2 separate regions of the Mus musculus genome follow, and region 1 is linked to region 2. Evidence: chromatin contacts called from ENCODE Hi-C or POLR2A ChIA-PET data. All regions are on one chromosome and are shown on one strand. The core of a region is the stretch at or near the end of the contact, and the rest is flanking DNA. Distances in the headings are between cores, read along the strand shown.

Region 1 (7,472 bases), core at 2,602-5,101, 37 kb after region 2:
GGTTCGGTCCTCAGCTCTGAAAAAAAAAAAGTGTAAGGAAGTATCAATGCTGCTTATCAGTTATCGATGGCTTTGGAAGAAGACAGAGGGGACCTTATCGCTGGGTAAGATGTGCTTTTTTTTGCATCTTAATATCATGCCACACCCCATGGATTCTCCTCGTTGCTAAAATTCAGCTTGCTCTAAGAATTTTTATTTGCAGATGGCATTGAGGTCTTTTTGCCTATGGCAAGTGTCTGTTTGGGACTGAGCCATCATGTGCAGCTGGCACACAGGGAGCAGTGAGCAATCACTGCATCCTAGCACCTGTGAGGGCCTTAAACTGCAGATAGACAGCTTCCCCAGGCTACCTGCAAGAAGGCTGGGTCCACTGCCCACCCCCAAGATTTGGGAACACACTCACCCTCCCTGATGATCCTTAGGAAGAACTCGGAGTAATAAATGGGGGAAGCCTGGTTGTCAAACAAAGACAGAAGATAGCTACATTTCTCAGCCCCAAGGCCATGGATTTTAGTGGAAAATACCCATGAGAGTCAAAGTTTAATGGAAAAATAAAAACCAGTTAAGGAAAGTGCCACCTGGGCTGGAGAGATGGCTCAGTCGTTAAAGGTTAGGCTCACAACCAAAAATATAAGAAAAGTGCCACCTTTGAGCTATGCCCCAACATACACCATACTGCCATTCTGACTGATAAAGATTAAGATCACCCACTGGGGGGAAAGTTGGGTAAATATGCTGAGATCTGACCCCTGTGGTTTAGTTTCTTTTTCTCCGAACAGTTAGTCTACTTGCTGATTTACTTTAAGAGTTGTTGAGGCCCCAAGTGTGAGGGCAGAATAGTGACACAGGGTCTGTGATCTCAAACGGGAACAGTATTTTGCTGAATGCTAGGATTCTCTTGTTTAGACGCTTGTCCACCAACTCCAGAAGTCCCTTAGTTCCTAGAAAGGATGACACCCCTTCTCTGAGCCATGTCTGTGAACCGGTTACTTCAACTTCCTGGTGAACCTTTCTCTGGGACAGATGCTCTTGAGCACCCCAGAAGTTCCACCAAGGCTTGTGAGATCCCCCACCCAGGCTGATGTTGGACCCAGGCCTTGATTTCACCTCCCTTTGGCCATGACAGCATTGACTCTCATCAATACCATATCCCAATAGCTCCCCCACTCCACCTATGCCCAAATTTCTCCCCTTTCAAAATAAACCAGATAACTATACAAACAAAAGTTTTAATAATTTATTATTCTGGTAAGACATTCTCAATAAATAGAGTTGCAAAAATAAATAAATAAATAAATAAATATTTAAAAAATATAAATATATAAATAAATATAATGGTCCCTATCAGTAGAAAATATCTCTCGTTTGTCTTCCGCTGTCCAAGCTGAGTCAGCGTTTTCAGAGGGCTATACTGCCTTCCAACTGTGGCTGTGCCACATCTCTTGGTCCCTTTAAGGCAGAAATTCCAAGTTCCTGGCTCATTACGCAGGCACAAAAGCAGCAGTCTGAGAAGCTGGATTCAGAGCTGGCCTGGGCTTCCTCATTTTTGGCCTGGTTTTTTGCATTCAAAGGGGATATCAGTCAGAAAGGTTTTAAGGCTGTCTATGAAATCCGCATAGGTGGTAACTTGTGTTTCACAGTCCGTTTCCTGGAGGGAATGGAAAAAAATAAACAGCACTTGAGTCCAGGTAAGTGGGCCACGTGGGGAAAGAACTGTGTATTTCTCTCTCGCTGCTGAGAACTCAGAGGCCAGAAGCCCATTTGTAAGGATCAGGTGACACTATAGCTGCCCGTGTGCTGCCTAAGGCATGCACAGCTCTGCCAATGGCACCCAGGGACTGTGCCCTTACAGAAGGACTGTCTCAGGTCTGCCTCTTTGGTTCCCACCGAGAAGCAAGCAACCAGCCTGAGGCATCTCCTCACCTCTAAAAAGACACAAGGCTCACTGTCTTTGATGAGGAAAGGAAATAGGAATGTTTGGGGTGTCTGCCCATTCTAGGAGCCTCCTCCTTGTATCCATGGAATACAGGCATCCTTACAGGAAAGTCCTGCCAGGAAGTGGCATCTGGGTGCTGGCTCTTGGCTCTCCTGGGCTTGGGCAGGCCCTGAGCTTCCTTGGGTTTGCCTCACCTCTGACCTCATGACTGACAATGGCATGTGTGACATGGGCAGATGGTTCCTCCTAGGAAGAGCAGTGGGCTCTCTGCTGTTTCTCAGCTTAGGGTCTAGGGATGAATAGGAGCTATGGCCTGTTCTTGGGGGGCTCCTAGGAAACATCTAACAATACAGAAACCACTTACTGGGGCCCTGAACAGCTACAGCCAGAAGTCTCTCCTTACTGGCCGCACCCTCCCAGACTAAGACCTGGGGCCCTGATGCTGTGTACTCACCGGAGTTGGGGGGCAGTATGTCTGGTAGTAGCTGGCTGTCATGTTCAAGGCGCCCTTGAGTTTGGTGAAATTGCCCCGTAGACCCTGCTCGAATATCTTCAGGCGGGTCTGCACACATGTTAGCTTCTGTGGGAAGCATCCATTTGTTGATAAGCAAAAGCCAAGTGTCCATAGAATACAAGCTAACTTCTCCCTACTCCCTTCTGCTCCCACCAAGTGGTACAGGTTGGGGCTAGTCATAACACTGTCCTGAGCACTGCCCTTCTTCTTGCCTGGTCCAGGCCACCTCAGCTACCACAGCCATGTTTATAGTCTGGTACCATAGAGGTTCCCAGTTCCAAGTGCTGTCCCCCCCCCAAAAAAAAAATTTGTAAGCAAAGGCTACTTGCTGCCATTCTAGAAGAAGGAGATGGCCAGAGCCCAAACTTCTGTGTGGGGAAGCACTATTTCAAAAGCCCCTCTGTGCCCTGTATAATCAATACCCTCTGTGCCCCTGTATAATCAATACCTTCTCTCCATGGTCACGGGGCACAGAGAGAACTTGAAGGCAACAAGGCCAACTCATAAAGTGACTCTCATGCTCCCATCAATCCCTGAAGACCTCTGACCTTTGAAAGCTAGCTCTGCCCAAACTTATTGCTCACTTGATAAAAAGAGTGCACATGACTGCCACAGGGGCATGGCTCTGGACGATAAAAGAGTGCACGTGACTGCTACAGAGGAATGGATATAGAGATCTTGACTACCCAGATTCTGCCCCCTCCCGCTGGCAGCCACTGGCAGGGAAGAGTGTAGAAAGCCTTGCAAGAGGCTATTTAAAGCAGCCCTGCAGGGCAACCCGGGAAGCTACACCAAAAGAGAAGAGCAAAAGAGAAGCAGCTTACCTTGAAGGAGAACTCGTTAGAGACGACTTCTACCTCTTCATTCTGTAAAAAGGAAGTGCCGTGTTACCAAGCTGAAAGGCAGGGCAAGACAAGGGCCAATGGGTGGCCTGGGAACAACCCAACTCTCTCCCTCACTCACCAACGTGACAGGCATGTCATCCAGGAGGTTCAGGGCTTCTTTGATGGCCTCTACATGCTTCCAAGGCCGGGTGACAGTGATGGGTGAGCGGGTGGGTGCTGAGAGGCTGTAGACCACAATGCCCAGGAAAAGTAAATTCTGCAGCCACATCCTCCTCAGGACCTTAGCCTTTCTCTCTGAGTACTGGGCTCACTGCAAAAGAGCTCTTATATACACAGTTAGAGGAAATGATTAATGGTGACCACAGAACTCCAGGGGGGCGGGGGAACTACCTGAGTTGTGGAATCTCCTGGCCCTTATCAGCTATACATGGGGCCAGTGAGCCTTCCCCCAGGTTGTCAGGCTTGGGGGGTTTTCATTAATAAGCCCTTCCAAGAACTGGCAGCCCACCTGCGGGCTGCTTTAAAGGCCTTTCCCACCCTGCCTGGGCAGTCTGACCCAGCCTCTGGCTAGCCTCTCCTTTTTGAGGGGCCTCCAGGCATATTTGGATTTCCTGGCCTGGAGTGGCTGGGGCGGGGTTTGGGAGATACTGAGTGGGGCTCTTGCTTCCATAGCACCTGCTGTTCCTGGAGGCCTTTGGGCAAGCTCTACCTACTCTGGTGGCTCATTCCAGCCCCAGTCCTGGCCCGTTCTCTTTCCAGCCACCTTCTGAGATATACACTTCTCACAAGTCCACCTCATTATCTAATTAAATAAGGTCCAGCCCAATGACACAATTCTATAATGGTCTCCACAGACTCCCACTGAGGAGACCATTCTGGGCAAACTCTGCCCAGCCAAGCCCCACCCCTGCCACCTTGGGAGCAGTGAGAATGACAGCAATGGGTATAGAAGCCAGGCAGACTATACCATGTTCTCTTATGATACCATCCCAACTGACTGCTACAATCCCAGTTACAAAGGCATGTTCAATCCTAAAAATTCACAGCATGGCTAGAGCTTCTGGCTGGGGCAGGTAAGGCTACTCCCATTTGACTGCTGATTCTGCCCTCCCCCTTTGCCAAGCGACTCTTCCTTTGAGTTATGTGAGCCTCTTTACCCTCTTCAGAGCAGCCTGCCATTCAAAAAGGACACATTACTGCTATCTGTACCATTATGGGATACCTGGGTCTCTGAGGCTGGCTGTAACATAGTAACTAGCTGTAACACAATAACCAGGCACGCACACACGCACACGCGCGCGCACACACACACACACACACACACACACACGTGCGCCCCAACCCCCGCTTCCCTGGCAAGTTCTCCCAGGCTTAGTCTGTTGCACAGCCCCTTGCTCCAGCCCACCTCCCTCTCCAGAAGCTCTCTGTGGAATCAGGAACTGCTTCTGGAAAGGCAGCATGGTCTCAAGGGGCTAACAAGTGTTTGATTTTCACAATGGCTTTTGGAGAAGACGGCACGAGTTTGTGTTTGCCCAAGGGATCTGGCCCAAGCCTTCCTATACAGGAAGTTTGAGACCATGGGGATACATATGTGTATCTCTTCAGTCATGTGTGTATGCTGGTGGTGTTGGATATATATGTACTCATAGGAACATGTCAAGGTGGAGGAGGTTTTACATAAGGGTGCATCTAACATGAGCCACACTTGTTTTGCCTGCTTTGTGAGAACCCTTGGGCTTCTGGCGGTGCCCTCTTGATATGAGAGGGGGCCCCTAGCCAAGAAACATGCTTTAGGGCCCAAGAAGCTGATTCAGTGGACTGATGAAACCAGACAGAAGTGAGGGCTTTCGAGGGTCAGATAACAGGTGGAACTCAGGACAAGACCACAGGAATCATGTAGAAAGAGAGACTGGGGGGCCAGAATGGCCATGTTGAAGAACTAAAGGCATTCGTCTTAGCCCAAGCGTGTGGCAGGGTGGTGGCTAAGAGGAAAGCAGAGGCCCCAGAGTCAAGACTCACGTCAAGGATATGGTCTACAGGTGCCAAAGTTGTCACTTATGGGGCAGGATTCTAAGGGCTTGGGGATGCAGTTTGTGGGTAGATATGTATCTTTCTCCTAGAAAGATGACATCAGGGTGGAGGCGGTGACACGGGCAGGCATTCCTAGATTGCACGCATGGAAAGAAGCGGCAATAGCATCAGACAGCCTTGCTGACTCAAGGGCCTCAGTGGGGCTGTGGCAGGGCGGAGGTGGGGACCAGATGGGTGGAGTGACCCCTCTTTGGCCTCCCAGCCCACAAGGCCAGGAGAGAACCCTCTGGAAGGAGTTTCCGGGGAGTGTCCCTTGACATGGGCCCTGGGGGAACCAGAAGCGTGTGGCTGCCCCAGGATCTTTATCACAAGAGGAAGTCAACACCAGGAGGGAAGGAAATGGGCCCCAAAGTCCCTCTCATCCCACGGGACAGACACATGAGCATTTAAGATGGTCTGACCCATCCTGATGATCAACATTCTTCAGGGAGGCCTTCGTCCTTAATGGAGTCTGAGATCTAAGAGACCACTTGCAGCTCAGTCCATACATGGATGCTTTCTCCTGCTCTAGGGGAATGGGCCACACAGCAAATTCTGGCCACCTGCCTAGTCCAGAAAATGGTGGACCTAACACACTTGTCCATCAGGGCAGCTCTATTGGTGGGAAGGCAGGAGTGGCCTGTGACTGTCCCAAGGACATCTTGGAGCTGTAGGAGAATTTTCCTAGCATATTCTGCCCTCTATCTAGATATCACTATACCCCAGGCTTGGGCTCTTTTCTCCCTACTCAGCCACCATGAATTCTGGAATATCCCAGGAAAGTACCCCTCCAAAGGCTCCATTGCATCATCCACTTGATGGATGCTGTATCTGTTGTTGGAAAGTTTATAGAAAGATTTTTCCCAGAGGGAGGCAGCATTCTGATACCTTCCCCATCCTGGGGAAGTCCTAACCTGGCAGAAGAGCCAGAATTTCTGGAATGTCCAAGGACTGTTGTCCCTTGTCCTGTCCCAGCCTCTGGGAGCATCTCTCTGGACAGATGTAGTGAAGTAGAGAGATGGTTTCCACCCAGAGACAAAGCTTGTGGAGTCTTGTCCCACTTTGAGAGCCACAGTACAGCTCAACACCCTGGGTGGCTTGTATGTCCTTGAGAAGGTGGTCCTACTCCCTCCCTGCTACTCTAGGCACATAGAGCCACAACTCTAGCCTTCTCTGTCTCCACTCCTGAGTGACCCCCTCCACATTCTCTGTCTTTGACCCACCCCAATCTATTTTAAAAGGCCAACTTTCCTTCTAGTTCTGTCTCAGCTGCCTGGGTATCCTCAGGTCCCTGGCACTGGTGAGCTCTGATGAATCGGGGAGGACCTGAGGGTAGCATCCATTCAGCTAAGCCTCCAGGAGGCTATATAATATGGTCCTAGCTCTCAGAGAATTCATGCCTGTAGCCCCACGGAGTAGAGGACAGGGACAACCAGACCTAGATTTATAGGCACATGGTTGAGAGGGCCAATGAAGATATGCATAAAAAAACAAACAACCATGGGAAGTGGGTATGGGGCAGACAGAATGACAGTGTCTGTCTCTGTCCCAGGGAAGCCAGCTAGGTTAGTAATTATTTGCTTCAGTGAGGAAACTATAGGCAAGCAGTAAGGTTTGGGGTGTCAGCCAGACTAGACTGGATAAGGGAAAGAAAAAGCCAGTATTGTCTGAGAATGCTTGGCTAATTACTGCAATATGGATCCAGCACTTGAGACCCTGAGAGGTCACTGGGGTGTTCCAGTACCGTACAAGCTGCGTGAACTGGATTATGCTGGAATGCCAGCTTTTGAGAATAGATCAAGTATAGTAAGACCTCCTCTTTGGCTTTATTTCTTGTTCTTAGGGCTTCTTTGCTGTCTCCCCAGAACCTAGAAACCATGCCAAGCCCATATAGTCAGGTAAGTCCTATGGGCACACAACCCATGAAAGCAGCACTGGGCCTGCCTCTCACAATGCCCTCCACTGCCTGGGATTCTCTACCCAGAATTCTCCCTCCATGGTTAGGAATGTGTCCCACCCCTCAATTCTGCCCCAAGCCTTATCTCCAACTGAGAGGTCAGCAGGCACCCAGAGGGGACACTGTCTTTATCTGTGCCCCTTGAAAGAA
Region 2 (6,831 bases), core at 689-3,188:
ACACACACACACACACACACACACAGGTTCAGAACAACCAGCAATCTAAAATAAAAATTTGCTTTTAATATTCTATACCTATTTTTCATATTTTTTAAAGATTTATTTTTATTTATTTCATGTATGTGAGTACACAGTAGCCGTCTTCAGACACACCAGAAGAGGATCCTATTACAGATCCTATTACAGATGGTTGTGAGCCACCATGTGGTCACTGGGATTTTAACTCAGGACCTCTGGAAGAGCAGTCAGTGCTCTTAACCACTGAGCCATCTCTCCAGCTCTATTTTTCATATCTTAATGCAAAGGTGGGGACCCTACTAGTCATACTTGAACAACAGTGTTGATAACTAGTATTGTCTTGCCCTAGTTGGCACCTTTTCTAAGGCTGCACTATTAACTACATCCCTGTAGCTTGCTGATATAATCCTGGAGCTCAAAGGGTACCCATCACAGTCTTAATTGTAAGGATGTATTTGGAATCCAGCCTTCGCACAGGCCTCTCATAGATACATCCAGGCATCTCCTGAGACAATGTGAGTCCTTGGGTAGTAAGTTTACATGGAAGGGGGTACCACACCCTGCTCCCCACACCCCACCACTTCACTGCCTCCTGCCGGGGAATCAGAGAGCCTGGCTATATATAGGCTTTTGCTGTGAACCTTCTCCACTCCTCAAAATGGAAAAGAAGAGGTTCTCTCCTCTGCCATGTATGCTCTGAATCTCTTCAGAGACTCCACCATGCTGCCTGTCTCTGATGCTGTGGCCTAAATACTCCTTGGACCTCCCCCCATGCTGTTGACCCTCTTTCTGTCTGTCCATGGCATCATTATCTCTTCTAATAGACTCCTTATTCCCCAGTAGCCCATCTCAGTTCCCTCGAATCACTCAACCCTACCTAAAACCCAACAGCGGTATGCAGTGTTTTCCGGATGAGTAGTCTCTGTTGCCAGTATCATTTTAAAAATCTATCCACTACTGTAGGAAATGACACTAGAAGATTTTCCATAGTCAAATTTCACTGAACTCTAGGTATACAACCAGTTGACCATAATCTCTTGATCTCTTCACTCAGCTTAGTGATACTTTATTCCTGTTGAGTTCTATCACAGTCAACCAGAACTGTACCCTGCCCCTAGACTGGCTTGCATATACATTCTCCGTGTACCCACAGAATCCCATCTCTCCCTATGAGATGTACTTACAATTTGGTATTATAATTACCTATCTTGGGGGCTTGGAGATGTAGCTCAGTTGGTAAGAGTGCTTGATTAGCATGCACAAAGCCCCAGGTTCAATCTCCCCAACCATATAAACTGGGTATGGTGACACACACCTCTGTAATCCCAGCACTTTAGAGATGGAGGCAGGAAGATCAGAAGTTCGAAGTTGTCTGAAGCTACATAGTGAGTTTGAGGCCAGCCTGAACTACTGGAGAGCCTATTAAACAACAACAACAACAACAAACCCTTATACTTACTTGTCTTCAGTGGAACATATGATTATAGAGGGACACGGTTATGTTTTCATTGGCTTCTCGGTGACTAGTTAGGGCTTAACTTAAAGGAGGCATGTGGAAATAGTCTCTTCTGTAAAAGGATGCTGACCACCCCCAGGATCTCAGCTCTTTTGAAGACCCTCATTTAGCTTTGTTGAGCCAGACAAGAGCCATTCCAGTGCTGATAATCCCCCTTGCTTCATTAACTTCACAGTCATCCCAACAGCCTGTGAGGAACTCTGGACTCTCCCTGATCCCCCATATCCTCGGATGAAAGTTCTCCATTAGTTCTAGCCAGGCATACCCAAATGTGGAGGCCTGAGAATACCTAGTTCCCCAAGCTGAGGCCTTGTGAATGTTCAATTGGATTTTTCTTCCCAGTAACCTGAAATATTTAGGAAATGCCTAAGCCATGCTCGTGAGAGTATGCATGGTCACCTGGCAACCCAGTTACCTGGAGGCTGGGTCTCTTTACCATAGAGTGCTGAGGGGCATAATGGGCATAGTTCTGTCATCATTATAGGAAGACTCCCATTTGATGCCAGGCCTCTATCACGCTAAAGATGATTTCACCGAGGCCAGCCATTGTACTTGCAAGATGAAGCCACCAAGGCCACCCAGTTGGATCATTCCTATGGAAGCAGGCAGGTACCTGGCATCCCAGCAGCCCCACTGTAGAGGCACTGCTGAGGGATACACTGCCTTGTGTGTCCAGGTAGGGAGCTGGTAGGTACTCAGTGCTAACATCATCCAGTCTTCCATCTCTGTTTTTTTTCCCTCATAGGCATCTACTGAGAAACTTCTGTACAGTGGAAGTCTGTACGGTGAGTTCTAAGGGTCCTAGAACAGCAGCAAACATAATCAAACAATCAGGTGCATGCCCAATTTCCCTCATAGTTCGCATGACACTGACTGAAGCTCACCAGGTTTGTGACACATATCAGCTTCCCTTGCGTGGCTAGGCTGCTCATCTGTCACAGCTGCTGGCACCTGCAGTCCAGACCTGAAGCCTGCAAGGTTTCTGGAGAGCTTTGAGATTCAAATGGCTGCCTCCACGTTAGCTCCTTACATGCAGAGGTGGCCTCTGACTTGCTTTATGTCTCTAGCCCATGTCCCACCTGGCTTCCCCTACCCAGGAAACATTTGGCAGTGGCTGACCAAACGCTAAGCACAGAGCTAACCTTGTTTCTTTGGAGCCTGTTAGAACCTTTAAGAGAAGTCAGGACAGAACTATAGGCACAGAAACAGGCCAGACACCTGCCTTCCTTTCTTCATGCATCCTGTGTTTAGAAGAGCCACAGCAGATGAGTTTGGTGCCACACGTCTTTAATCCCTGAACTTGGGAGGCAGAGGCAGGGCAGGTGTCTGTGAGTTCGAGGCCAGCCTGGTCTACATAGTGAGTTCCAGGACGAACAGGGACTATAGAGAGACCCTGTCTCACAAATAAAAGACAAGAACCATGGTAGAGGTGTGCTGAGACCATCCCTGTGGGAGTTCTTCTGGAGAAGTGGAGAAGGCTCTGCTCCGTGCCCATCAGTATGTGAGTCTGGCTGTGCCCACATGCGTGCTGTGCACGTACATGTTTGTACCCTTGTTGCCGCAGCAGTAGCCTACATGGACCTTGCATAACAGTCCTTATGCTGTGAGGGAGAGGGGCTCCCAATTTCCATGTCTCCTTTGAATCATTACAGTTTTTGGTGTGCAGCACTAATACATCACGGGCCCCCACCCCCTTTTAGCAGGCAGAGCGGTGACTGAAGCATTGGGCCTGTGGTTTCTGTAACAGGAAGTGATTTAGATGCCGAAAGCTAATTTTAGATGGGTTGATATGGGGTTTTCAAAGAATGTTTCAGCTGAAAACTCAGCCTTTTTTTTCTTCTTGCCTATAAAGGATGGGCAATTTCCCACTGTCCCTGTCACTGTCTGGCCGGTGAGCTCATGCCCAGCTGGGCTGGTCTCTCTGGTGGAAAGCGAAGCTGGTTTTCCCTGGATTCCGAGCTGCCTGAATCATTGTTTTGGGCCTTGGGCTCTAGGCAGAGTTCTATGAGTCAGCAAAAGCCCGGCACTGTGCCAGGCAGACACAGGACCTCTTGTCCCTTACTAAAGACTGACTAGAGGCTTCTTAGGGTCCTGTCAGGACAAGGCCATCAGCCTTACCCAGCCATAGCCAGAGATCAGATGAGGCTTCTGGACCATCTTGGGTAGCTGGCATTTAGATCAACCCATCCTCAGCTTTTAAGAGCCAACTTCTCCTCAGACCTGTGGGATGTCCATGCTGGAGATCCCAGCCCTGTTTGCAGGGGGAATGCTGGTTCTGAGCCTTTACTGGCTGGAGCTCTCAGAGCTAAGCACTTTCTGTCTACCACTGCCTGAAAGTAGGGGCCCCTTGCTCACTTCCACGCTGGTCCTCTATGAGTCAGCACAAGCCTGAGCTTCAAACCCAATTCAATCTGTTGCTTTATTCCTATGGCTTCCACCGCAACACTTGCAACAGAAGGCCATGCCCAATATCTGGGAAGTAGCTAAATCTCAGCATGCTGGGAGAGGTGGCCCAGGATCCACAGCTCATCCTAGCACTGAATGCAAACCAGGTACAAGATGTACCATACCCTGCTGCCAATGGGATGCTTGATATTCAGGGGGAAAGCACCATGCACATTGGGTCTAGCAGCCAGCCATCAACTGCAGCCTAGTGCCAAAAACCCGAGGTGGCTCAGTGGCTAAAGTGCTAAAGCCTGCGGACCTGAGTTCAATTCCCAGGACCCATGTGAAGATAAGCCAGGAGTGCTGACATATGCACTTCCCTTCTCCAGCACTGGGGGATGACAGCCTAGCCTAATAGGTGAGTTCCAGACAGGGAGACACAAACAAGGTGGACAGCGCCTTGGTGAGGAACACCCACACTCAACCTCAGTGGTTCTCAACCTGTGGGTCTTTGGCAAACCCCTAGTTCCAAAAGTATTTCTGTTACGATTGATTCATAACAGTCACAACATTACAGCTATGAAGTAGCAACTAAAATAATCTTATGGTTGGGGGTCACCACAGCATGAGGAACTATATTAAAGGGTCGCAGCTCTAGGAAGGCTGATAGCCACTGCTCCACCTGCTGACCCATGGCATACACACACATGCCATACACACACATGCACATCCACCAGTGAACACACACATACACACACAGAAAGAGAGAGTATGCCATCTTAGATGACAGGTATTTAGGCCAACATCGTCCTCAGCCATTTGTAAGTGTCTTGTGCGGATTAGATACCCCTGCAGACCTCAGAGACACTATGGACACATTTCCAGAGACAAATACCAGACAGCCTTTGTGACTTCCATAGCTAATCATTCCCCCAAGGAGGAACAAGCAGGAGAGGACTGATGACTGACTCCGAGTCAAGGGTGAGCTCACTGCAGGGAACATGACCTTGTTGTCAAAACAGCGCCAGTGTTTGCAGGTCGATGACACAGGAGTAGATGGTGTGAACTAAGCCCCCGCTTGGAGAGTTCCATAGAAGATGTCTTTGACCCATTTTTCTAGGGCTGTGGTGGCAGGAGGAATTTTTGGCCACATCATAAAGAGTTATGTGGCTACCTCTGGTCGAGTGGCTCAGGAAACTGTCATTTTCCATGATTGGGTTATTAGTCACAAAAGTGACCCCTGCCCCACCCCTTATCCCCCAGCCCCTATGTTGCAGAAGGCTCAAAGTGTGGAGGATGGCTCCGAGAGTCTGTAGCCTAGCCTCCTCAGCCACAGGCAGGCAGGAACCAGGGAGGCATCTGGCCTTCTCTGCCCTCATCTTTGGCTCCACACCCTGTTCCATTCTCTTCAGCACTTCACCCTCACCATCTCACGGACTGTGGGTGCAATGGCGTCTACTGAGTTTACCAAGGACAAATGTGTGTCGTCTAAGGACTTGGAAGCTAAAGGGACCAGCTTGTAGCCTGTCTTAGGGGATGCTCTGTTTGAGAGAGAAAACCTGAAAATTGAAGTATTGCCAGTAGACCTGGAATACCTGGAGACACTTTGAGCAAATCACCTGGGCTCAGAGCTCTTGCCTATCAGACAGACAGGGTTGTGATAGCCTGTGGTCAGACCTGGTTCCTCGGGGCACTTCACCTGTGTGTGACCCAGATCTCTGAGAATTCGTCTGGTCTATCCACCCTGCCCAGTGCCTAGAGGGTCTCAGCCCAGTTTTTGCGCTCCCTGGTGCTTCTGAGGGACATTTGATCCTATTCCTTCCTAATCCATACCTAGGTGTTTAGCCACCCAGCCCCAAACCCACAGGGACAGTCAAGTGACTTGCTCAAAGGACGGGAACATTTTTTCCTAGTTGCTATTGGTTGTTGATTTGAAAGTCAAACTTTTTTTTCTCCAAAGACCTAGGTCATTGCCTTGATTCTGGAGGGACTGAGGCAGGCCAAATATGCTATCTGCTTAGAAACAGAGAGGACCTTGACAGTGCCTGTGAAAGTAATGAAAGGTACCCACCTACCCTCCCCAACGTACCGCTCCATGCTGGTATCTGTCAGAGGAGTGGTCTGGGAAGCAAATTAGTCTCAGCGCACTGGCCTGCTCTGTAGGGAAAAGCTTTCTCAGCAGGGGAACTTGGGAGGATGGCTCAACCGTCTGCGGAGGCAGGAGCTGCACTCAGTGGGCAGGGTGCCCAGTGCCAGTTCAGAGGAAGGCTTGGCAGGTGAATAGTGGTAAGTGGAGTACAAACCACATTTACCATTATTCAGAGACTGAGAGGATACCCGAGAACCGCCACCTGCCCTGAGAAAAGCGAGTATCTGCCTTGGTGTGGAAGTTTCTGAGACAACACAGCTGGGCTAGCTCTTGACATGACTAAAACCTTTGGTAGGCATACTTTTCAGTTTCTCACACATCCACGCCTTAATTGACAGTGCTGACCACAGCCAATACCCTTCTCAGTAACATAAGACCATGGTAGAGTTGACTTGTTTATCGAACCTAGCAAAGGATACAGGAATAGCTGGAGATAGGACCACACCTGAATGATCCCTGGTTGTCATGGAAACAGAAGTCCCACAGGTCAACTGCTTTTCATTGTGCTTTCTGGGTTGGTGGTTCGGGGGCTGGACAAGCTACTTGGTAGGAATAGCCTCATCTATACAGTCTGACTTCACTTTCTGACCCTATTGTGCTGCTAGGACTCGTCAGTGCTCTGTTCAATAATTCTCCCATGTTAAATCCATTCATTCATTGCTTGAACATCTCTTCTTGCTAGGCACTGATTTGGGCACTTGAGAGTGATGAGAAGAGGATGCACACAAGTATTCTGCATATGTATGTGCTGGGCATGATG

Evidence for each region. Hi-C counts contacts between places; a loop is a spot of excess contacts on that map. ChIA-PET counts read pairs that join two places held with the same protein, here RNA polymerase II (POLR2A).
Region 1: a loop to region 2 is called in a map of Patski, with 2.1 times the contacts of the local background. The contact joins the promoter of Csf2 here to the promoter of 4933405E24Rik in region 2. A Hi-C loop is called at or near these places in 1 of 37 maps with a recorded cell type or tissue (Patski). POLR2A ChIA-PET finds 5 or more read pairs at or near these places in 1 of 5 experiments (Patski).

Annotation. Positions count from the first base shown.
Region 1 is chr11:54,246,048-54,253,519 of GRCm38, forward strand. Csf2 (colony stimulating factor 2 (granulocyte-macrophage)) reads right to left here and starts at 3,852. Exons shown (of 4, transcript NM_009969.4): 1 at 3,414-3,852; 2 at 3,275-3,316; 3 at 2,391-2,516; 4 at 1,223-1,648. The coding sequence starts at 3,563. The coding sequence ends at 1,541. Gm12223 (a long non-coding RNA gene) reads left to right here. Exons shown (of 9, transcript XR_003949549.1): 5 at 7,209-7,263.
Region 2 is chr11:54,211,350-54,218,180 of GRCm38, forward strand. It overlaps 4933405E24Rik (RIKEN cDNA 4933405E24 gene), which reads right to left and starts at 1,939. Exons shown (of 3, transcript NR_045506.1): 1 at 1,481-1,939. The region is part of intron 3 of Gm12223 (a long non-coding RNA gene); the gene reads left to right.